Linked DNA regions of Mus musculus: region 1 is linked to region 2. Evidence: chromatin loops called from intact Hi-C (ENCODE). Cell type or tissue: heart. All regions are shown on one strand.

Region 1 (5,000 bases), 96 kb before region 2:
GTGTGCTTAAAATAGTTAAGACAGTAAATTTTATATCTATTTTGCCTAATTTTTTTTAGAAAAGAAAGTGGTTCAAAAGTTACTTGTGGGCCTGGAGAGATGGCTCAGTCTGTTTCACCCCTAGTATTTCACCACTCCAAGTAATTTTTTTAAGGATTTATTTATTTATGTAAGTACACTGTCACAGTCTTCAGACACACCAGAAGAGGGCATCGGATCCCATTATAGATAGTGTGAGCCACCATGTGGTTGTTGCTGGGGATTGAACTCACAGGATCTCTGGAAGAGCAGTCAGTGCTCTTAACCTCTGAGTCATTTCTTTCCAGCCTTCTAAATAATTTTTAAGAATAAGGTTTTTTGTTTGTTTGTTTGTTTGTTTAAGAAATTGTTTCAAGCCGAGTGGTGGTAGTGCATGCCTTTAATCCCAGCACTCAGGAGGCAGAGGGAGGCGGATTTCCAAGTTCGAGGCCAGCCTGGTTTACAAAGTGAGTTCCAGGACAGCCAGGGCTACACAGAGAAACCCTGTCTCAAAAAATCAAAAAGAAAAGGAAAAAAAAAAAAAAAAAAAAGAAATTGTTTCAAAGTTCCCTTTTAGTTTTTATTCTTTCTTTTGGTTTTTTTTGGGTTTTTTTTGTTTTGTTTTGTTTAAAGACGTGCGCCACCATGCTTATTATTTATTTCTATGTGTATGCAAGTTTTACCTTTGTGTATGTCTGTGCACTGTAAAGCAGTGGTGGTGCACCCCTTTAATCCCAGCACTTGGGAGGCAGAGGCAGGCGGATTTCTGACTTGGAGGCCAGCCTGGTCTACAGAGTGAGTTCCAGGACCCCACCCACTCCCCCCCCACACCTCTCACCCCCCCACCCCCCCACCCCCCCACCCCCCGGCAAAAAAAAAAGTAACAATAAAGACAGGGTTTCTTTATTGTTATCTTCTTTATAACTTTCTTTTTTGTTTGTTGTTGTTTTGGGTTTGTTTGTTTGTTTGTTTGTTTGTTTGTTTGAGACAGTGTTTCTCTGTGTAGCCCTGGCTGTCCTGGAACTCACTTTGTAGACCATGCTGGCCTCGAACTCAGAAATCCGCCTGCCTCCCAAATTCTGGGATAAAAGAGGTGTGCCACCACTGCCCGGCAGAAACCCTGTCTTGAGAAACCAAAAAAAAAAAAAAAAAGAAAAAAAGAAAAAGAAAAGAAAAGAAAAGAAAAGAAAAGAAAAGAAAAGAAAAGAAAAAACCAGTATGCGTGTCTGGTGTCCACAGCAGCCAGAAGGGTGTTGGAGCCCATGAACTGACATTACATAGAATCCGAGTTAACACATGGGTGCTGGGACCCAAACCTGAAACCTCTGCAAGAGCCCCAGGTGCTCTTAACTGCTGAGCCATCTCTCCAGGCCCACAAGTAACTTTTGAACCACTTTCTTTTCTAAAAAAAATTAGGCAAAATAGATATAAAATTTACTGTTTTAACTATTTTAAGCACACAATTCAGTACCCATTAATTTGTTTATTTTTGCTGTACAACCAATGTCCAGATTTTCATCTTGTGAAACCAAAACTACCCACTAAGCAATTGAATTCCTCCTCATAGCAGTCTCTGGCAGTTGCCAGGCTACCCTCTGTGGGGTTTCTTTTGTGTATGGGTGTTTATTAGCATCTGTCAATCACACATAATAATGGGCTTCACTATGGCACTTCCCTGTTTGTCCATACATCATAGTTACTTATTCTCCTTCCTTCCCCTCATTCCTGCTGATCCACTTCTAAGGTCCTTAACTAGTCCCTCTGCTCTCTAGTCCCTCTGCTTGCTAGTCTGTTTGTCTGTCTGTCTGTCTGTCTGTGTGAGTGTGTGTGTGTGTGTGTGTGTGTGAGAGAGAGAGAGAGAGAGAGAGAGAGAGAGAGAGAGAGAGAGAGAGAGAGAGACCCTGTGAGTTCCTCTGGGGTTGAGCTATGGGCATCTGACCCATGGCTACACCACTGAAGGAAAGTGCCTCTCCTTCCCACAGTAACTGAATTAACTGAATGCAGATCCTCTGAGAGGGTTGGAGCCTTGTGAGTCCCTCCTCACTCCAAGACAGGGTATCGCCCAATCCTTCAAAGCCAGTTACAGCCACTGTAAGTTTAAGAGTGCAGTTGGGCCTGGAGAGATGCTCAGTGTTTAAGAGCACTTTTTGCTTTTGCAGAGGACCTGGGTTTGGTTCCCAGCTCCCACATAGTGGCTATAGCTGTCCATAACTTCAGTACTATAGGATCAAACATTGTCTTCTGACCTACAGGGGTCTGGGGGCTTTGTGGTTGTTGTTGTGAGCCTAGCTTTTAACAACTGTGCCATCTCCCAAGCCATCATCCCCATCCTTTTTTATTTTATTTTTTAAGATTTTGTATGTGTGCGTGCAGGTACTCACATAAGCCAGTAGATGGCAGCAAATCCCCTGGAGCTGGAACTAAAGCCAGGTGAGAACCACTTAACATAGGTGCTAGGAACCAGACTCTGCTCCTCTGAAAGAACAGAGTCCTGGCCACAGCTCTGCCCCAGAAACACAAGAATTATGGCCCAAGGCACAATTCTCTTACAACTGGTTTGCCACAAAGCCTCCAGAGCTGCTCACAGCAGTCTATTCTCAGTGCTCTGGCTGGAGTGATCCTGTTAAGACAGAAGACGGGCCAGGTGTGGTGGCACACACCTTTAATCCCAGCACTCCGGAGGCAGAGGCAGGCGGATTTCTGAGTTCGAGGCCAGCCTGGTCTACAAAGTGAGTTCCAGGACAGCCAGGGTTATACAGAGAAACCCCATCTCGAAAAACCAAAAAAAAAAAAAAAAAAAAAAAAAAAAAAAAAAAACAACAACAACAACAAAAAAAAGATATTAAAAAAAAAAAAAAAGAAAGAAGACGGAAGGTGGAAGAGCTGCTGATACAGCTTTGGTAACATACCACAAAATCAACATCAGTCCCCGGAACTCAATCCGGAGAAGCCAGTGGTGGTACATACAATATTCCCCATGCTGGGAGGCAGAGACAAGTGGATCCCTGAAGCTCATCGGCCAGGCAGTCTGTTGTCCTAATCTGAGGTGCAGGCCAGGAAGAAACACTGTCTCAAAAATAAAGGCAGAGCACCCTTAGAAATAGCAAATAAAAAATAAATAAAAAATAAAAGTAAAAGAAAGAAATAACAAATGAGATGATTCTCTGCACACATATGCACTTAGAAACACATATGAGGGCTGGTGAGATGGTTGAGTGGGTAAGAGCACCCGACTGTTCTTCCAAAGGTCCGGAGTTCAAATCCCAGCAACCACATGGTGGCTCACAACCATCCGTAACGAGATCTGACGCCCTCTTCTGGAGTGTCTGAAGACAGCTACAGTGTACTTACATATAATCAATAAATAAATCTTTAAAAAAAAAAAAGAAACACATATGAACCCACACAGACACATGTGCTTAAATCACATACAGGCACACACACAGATGCAGTTATTTTACGTTAAAAATAGTGAAGTGTATCTGTAATCCCATCCCAAGAGGCTGGCCACCTCATGCTTTGCCTCAGCTATCCTCCTGTTTAGACCTCATCTGACACAAATCAACAATGGCAGTAGAACACCTGCTAACACCAGACTGGGGTGTGACTCAATAGTGGGGGGGGGGCGGCGCTTGCCTCCCAGTTTCAAGGCTCTGGGTGCAGTTTAGACCATTAAGCTATCTTCCAGATACTAGTACTAGCTCTCCTTTGCTCAGAGAAATGGCAGGTGTTACCATTATTTCCACCTTGTAGCTGAGGTAATCAAGATCTAGAGAGGCCCAGTGACTGGCCTGAAGTCCCAAGATGGATGAGCTAAGACAGGGCTGTTCACACTAACATTTTGTATGTGTCCTGCCTTCACTGTGCCTTTCCCATCTTTCCCCCAAGCTCTTTCGACCTGCCCAAGAGGTTAAAGAACAGGAACTCATCAGAGCTCATCTCAGTCTGGCTTTGGGAATAAACTGTGCTTCTATATTTGCTGATTATGTGGCCAAACCATTAATGCACTTCCAAGATGCCCCAAGATAGTCCAACAGGGGACTGGGAGCTGATTGTGTCTGCTCAGCATCCAAATTACCTCAATGCCCAGAAATCCAGAAATGCTCGACCTTCCCGCTCCCCCTGCAGCCTCCCCAGTGACTCACAGATGCTTCTGCTGTGGAGTTTCCAGTTTGGGAAAGGAATGTATGCTGAGGCCACGAGAGTCAGAAAAAGAATCCAACCTGGCATCAATCCTGGGCCAGGCATCCCTGGTGTCTTCCTGACAGTGTCCACACCTCCCTACCTCCCTCTCCCCTCTCCCCTCTCCCCTCTCCCTCCCTCTCCCCCTCCCTCTCCCTCTCCCCCTCCCTCTCTCAGCATAGGGTGTGTACTGATAAACCCAGGATGGCGTGAGAGGGTCAGGAAGAGGGAAGGGAAGGGAAGGCATCTCTCTGCCTTCTGTCCTGCAGGCTAATCCTCAGGAGGACAGTCCTTTAGCTCACTGTGTCTGCAGTGGATGCTGTGAGATAAAGCAGTTGCTGTAGAGATAAAGCAGTCTGGAATGGGGGGATCATCTCTGTTAACTACTTTGCCTACACAGGCATAGCAAGAAGTGTCTTTTAACCTTCATATTTGTGGCTAGAGTAATGTAATGGTACAGAGGACAAGGTACTTGCCACGCAATTGTGAGGATCTGAGTTCAAGTCCCCAGGACCCACATAAAGCTGGGTGTGGTAGCACATATACACATCCCAGTGTCCTTCTCTGGGGAAGAGAGGCAGAATCAGGAGAACCCTTGGAAGCCAGCTCATAGCGGCTCATCTCCCATAAGCACCAGCCAACAACAAAGAGAAGCCGTTTCAAACAGCAGAGGTGAGAAGACACCCAAAGTCATCTGACCTCTACTTAAGCACTATGGCACTTCAGACACACAAAAAGGAAGAGAACCGCATTTCTTCAAGCCTGAGCCCACAGATGCACATTCATGTTCATGTCTGTGA
Region 2 (5,000 bases):
TGAGAGCTGGGTAGCAGAAGAAGAGCTGGAGCTCTGGGAGATCAGGGCTTTTGCTGAGAGGTAACAGTTAACACCTGGTCACATGGGAGCTTCTGCGGTCTCCTCTACCCTCTGATTGTATATGCTAGCTCGGGGGAGTTGGTGTAAGCCTTGTTTCTACATTTAGTGTGTTTCGTTATTCTTAAGTTACCTTAAACATTCATTTAAAAGAAACAGTTCATGCCTCTGTGTGATGCCAAGTCAACCAGATTTCGTTTGTGAACGGTTTCTGATGAGTCGCTCCTTTTCCCTGCAGAGTGGAGAAAGAAAAGGCTCAAGCAGCAGAGCAGCAGACCAAGGTCAGTGGGCAGCAGGGCAGCTTCCCGGGAGGCACTGCACGGCAGGGTGACCTTCTTAACCAAATTCAGGAACACGAAAGGCCCGGGATTATGGCTTCACGTGGGATACTTAAAGTCAAGTGTACCTCATGTTTCATTCTTGAAACTGTCTCAGTGATCCATGACCCTGCACCTCTGCAAACTGAGCATAGTGTGGTGGGACATTGTGGCCTCTGATTGCTGTTACAGTTCCCTGAGTCATCTCTAAAGACTCTTTTCCTGCTGAGCTCCAGTGAAGCCTGTGAAGGAGGAAGCTTCACCAAGGCTCTCAGTTGATTGGAATCAATGCTCCTCGACAAGTCGTTTGCTGGTTTTTCAGCATCCTGTCTGGTGACCCATGTACTGTATCCAAGAATCAGAGGGCTGTGCTTGCTTCTGCAAGTGTAAATCTAGAGAACACTTAGCGTGGGTTTACAACAGAAATGTTGACATAGGTACACGTTTATTTTTATTTTATGGGTATGGTGTTTTTCCTGCATATGTCTGTGTATCATGGTGCACTCCTGGTACCAATGATGTCCAGAAGAGGGTGTCAGATGCCTGGAACCGGAGTTAGAGATGACTGTACCACTATGCAGGTGCTAGGAACAAGCTCTGGTCCCTTTAAGAGCAGCCCTGTCCTGAGCATCTCTCCAGCCCCAGCTGCATATATTTTAAAAACACTTACTTTTTAGGCTTTAAGGTTTTATAAAGCATGTTTTTCAAGCTCTGACCTGTCTTTCAGTTTATTCTGCATCTGTCTATTCACTTGAAATTTGGAGAAATAGCACTATTGGATTATGTGCTGAATTCAGCTTAGGAAATGTACAGAAAAGCATAAGCATCTGTTCCTATAGCAACTGGCATCTGTTCCTATAGCAACTGGCTAGTTGTTCTTTCCTCCCTTTTATAGGTGTATTTTGTCATCTCTGCACCACAACCTAGTTCGCCACTTTTTAATTTGTTTTCAAGTAGCTCTTCATGCTTTTAATGCATTTTCTCTTAGTGCAATACTTGTAATTATGTGTTGTTTCTTTGCTACTATTTTCCTTTGAACTAATTGGATCAGATGATGGTTCTAAGTATGCAGAACAAAGCTGAGAAATAGGGCTGGCGAGATGGCTCAGTGGTTAAGAGCGCCGACTGCTCTTCCGAAGGTCCCGAGTTCAAATCCCAGCAACCACATGGTGGCTCACAACCATCCATAATGAAATCTGATGCCCTCTTCTGGAGTGTCTGAAGACAGCTACAGTGTACTTTCATATAATAAATAAATAAATCTTTTAAAAAAAAAAAAAAAAAAAAGCTGAGAAATAAGCGCTGATAGCATCCTTCCAGTTCTGTTCAAGTATATGGGCTGTCTGCCAAAGCAATGCAAGCAGAGTGCCTGGGATGGTGGAGGAGAGGGGACGCCTGGGGACGCCCTGGGCTCCATAGAGTCTGGAGCATGGTGTCACAGTAGCTCAGGCTCTCCCATACCTCAGTGGGTAGCTCAAGCTGGCCTCAAACTCACGGTAGTCCTCCTGCCTCTGTCTCTCATGTACTTCAGTTACAGACATGAGCCGCCATGCCCAGCTCTTGTTAGTGGTTTTGAGACAGTGTTGGTCTATATCTCAGGCATCCTCAAATTTAAGGCAACCCTTCTGCCTCATACTTTTGAGTGTATGTAAATGGACTTCATCACAGCTCCATCGTGAGCTGGGTCCATGGGTCCCTAGCACAGCCTGTCTGTCAGCCAAGTTTCTTCATGTTTAGCATTTACAAAGCCAGCTAACTGATTTTGGTGACAACTATTGCTACATGAGGTGTACTGCCCAAACACTAGTCGTATTGTATGGAAGCCTGAGCTGTGGCTTAGTGGACCACTGTGGATAAATCCAAATAGCCTTTCATTTAAAACATGCGAGTTGAATTGTCTTTTGTACCTGTTTTGTTTTGTTTTGTTTTGTTTTGTTTGAGACAGTGGCTCTTTGTATAGTCCTGGCTGTCCCAGAACTCTATACATAGAGCTACCCTCAAACTTACAAAGAACTGCCTCCCTCTGCCTCACAGTGTAGGGATTAAAGGCATGTACCATGAGGCTGGGCCTGGTTTTTTAGAGTGGATCCTACACTAAAGCTTAGGCTGGTCCCAGAGTTGGGATTACTCATGTGTCTACCACACCCAGTTTAACCCTGGTTTTACTTATTTTCATTGTAATTTTTTGCAGTGCAGAATAATGACCCCGGGGCCTTGTGCGTGCCAGGCAAGCACTCTGCCAACTGAGTGGTGTCCCCAGTAATGCTGATGGGATTTCCCTCTGTATAAAGCATTTAAAGTGCCTTTAATTACATAGTACATGAAGTATTCCCAGTATTCAGGAGGCTGAAGCAAAAGGATTGCCCCAGGTTCAAGATCACATGGCGTTTGTTCCAGGCCAACTTGAGCTACAGAGTCAGACCCTGGCTATAAATAACAGTAACAGAGTCTCAAAACTATTTTTACTTTTCCATTTAACTTGATGACAAGTTTGCTGACCTGAATAGTAATAGTAAAAACTACTATCCTGCTGTTTATGATGGAATAATCTAAGCTAGCAATGCTGTCAGGCCCAGCCCACTCTTCCTGCTCTGATTAAGAGTCACAGGTATCCTGTCTCCAGGAAGATTTCCCATTCCCTCCTCACTCACTGGATGTTGTATAGAACATTTTGATCATTTAAATTTCTTATTTATGATTAATTTATTATGATGTAGGCACTGGAAATAGAGGCTGGGGTAAATTTCGACAGGTATGTTTTCCTTTTGCAAGTTCAACATCTGGCAAACCCTACAGAATGGGGGTTGCCATGGAGAACTGGAGTTCACTTTTCCTCTCTTGACTCTCAGAAACGTTTGGAGCAGCAGAAGCCTGCAGTCATCGCAGCGTCCACCACGTCCCCAGCAAACAACACAAGCAGCACTGTCTCTCCAGCCCAGAAGGTGATGGTGGCTCCCTTAAGTGGCTCGGTCACCCCTGGAACAAAGATGGTGCTGGCCACAAAAGTCGGCTCGCCTGCCACAGTCACATTCCAGCAAAACAAGAACTTCCATCAAACTTTTGCCACGTGGGTGAAGCAAGGCCAGTCCAATTCAGGTAGAGCCAGGGTGAATGAGTGGAACATTGCTTTTGTTCTGGGTGGGGAAAAGCATTTTCTAACCTTCATTTCCTGAGAGTGTGGTTCTGCCTCTGCCACTGCTTGCGCAGACAGGCTGGACAGTCGTTGTCATAGCTGCTCTTTGTGCGTCTCCTCTCTGCAGTCCTCACCTTCAGTACCCACATAGCCAGGGCACTTGGAGCAGGGGTGTTTTTATTAAATACAGAATGATCTGCATTTCGTGCATCGGTGCCCTTCCTAGAAGTCACTTCGCTGCTGGTTATTTAAATCTAAAGTTTATTAAATGTCTTATACCCCATTAGCCACCAGCACAGCTGCCACCTCTGCTACCACCATTGCCAGCACAGGTCAGACGTTCCAAATTACGGGCAGTCCCGTCACTATGGCAGGAAAAGTAATTACCAAATTGCCACTTCCTGCAAACAGCAAGATTGTCGCTGTAAATGTGCCAGCAACACAAGGAGGTAAGGGAAGCAACCGCACAGAGTTTGAGTTCACCTTCGCCAGATCATGCTGTCGCCATCCTCCATCTCCTCCTCACTGGTTTCAGTCGTCAGGTGTCACATTCTGTGTAGCCCACTCTGCAACCCGCCACACGTAGTTCCTCCTCAGACACCAGCAGCACCCACTGCCTTTCTTTGAAGGGGGTGGTTCATGTCTTCTTCATCTCTTTCTAAGGCATGGTCCAGGTACAGCAGAAGGTCCTGGGGATCATTCCATCGACTACAGGTCCAAGCCAGCAAACCTTTACTTCATTCCAGCCCAGGACTGCAACTGTCACAATTAGGCCCAATACCTCAGCCTCTGCAGGAACCACTACCACATCACAGGTAAGCAATCTTAGTGTACAACGGGATTTCTTTGTTGAGAAATGCTGATGTCACGGTGACATTCCTGTGGCCTCTGCCCCTATCAGTTCAGCCCATCTTCTTTTTTTTTTTTTTGTTTTTTTTTGTTTTTTTCGAGACAGGGTTTCTCTATAGCCCTGGCTGTCCTGGAACTCACTCTGTAGACCAGGCTGGCCTCGAACTCAGAAATCCGCCTGCCTCTGCCTCCCGAGTGCTGGGATTAAAGGGGTGCGCCACCACGCCCGGCTTCAGCCTGTCTTCCTTTACTATGATTTAATCTGTGATGAAGTACTGATTTGGAGATACACACACACACATAATTTTTTTATATTTTTAATGAACCCAGATGGTACATGATGTATTAATTTTGGTATTTGTTTAGTTGCATATTGGTATTGTTTATAACTGTTATTTGCCAATATTTCCTAAAGAAGATTGACAGCCAACACAGGAATGTGCTGCACTTGGTAACTCTGGCACGCTTGGAACTCCTCCCACCTGCAAGCAATTCTCTCTCAGCTGTGCTTTTAGTTCTCCTGTGTTCTTTCTGATCAAGAAGGAAACAGTGAAATACACTGTATGTCAGCTGCTAGGTGCATGTGTTAGATAGAACAAAGTCCAAATGTTCTGACTCTAATTATAAGACTGAAGTAGTGTACT

What was found. Peaks named below come from ENCODE experiments on the same cell type or tissue, not always from the same donor. Only the 100,000 strongest peaks of a DNase experiment are listed, where the experiment ranks them.
Region 1: a loop joins it to region 2, with 2.2 times the contacts of the local background. A loop is called at or near these places in 2 of 42 quality-filtered maps.

What each region holds. Positions count from the first base shown.
Region 1 is chr11:107,156,688-107,161,687 of GRCm38, reverse strand. It overlaps Gm11715 (predicted gene 11715), which reads right to left and starts at 4,280. Exons shown (of 3, transcript NR_169178.1): 1 at 4,164-4,280. In heart, a CTCF peak has its summit at 2,414 (motif pointing right); no DNase peak of the experiment used is centred here; H3K4me3 peaks cover 382 bases; H3K27ac peaks cover 1,517 bases.
Region 2 is chr11:107,061,006-107,066,005 of GRCm38, reverse strand. Bptf (bromodomain PHD finger transcription factor) reads left to right here. Exons shown (of 28, transcript NM_176850.3): 14 at 1-60; 15 at 296-338; 16 at 3,224-3,470; 17 at 4,171-4,322. Among named protein-coding and RNA genes, the nearest start is that of 1810010H24Rik, 38 kb to the right of the region's middle. In heart, no CTCF peak of the experiment used is centred here; a DNase peak (open chromatin) is centred at 2,755.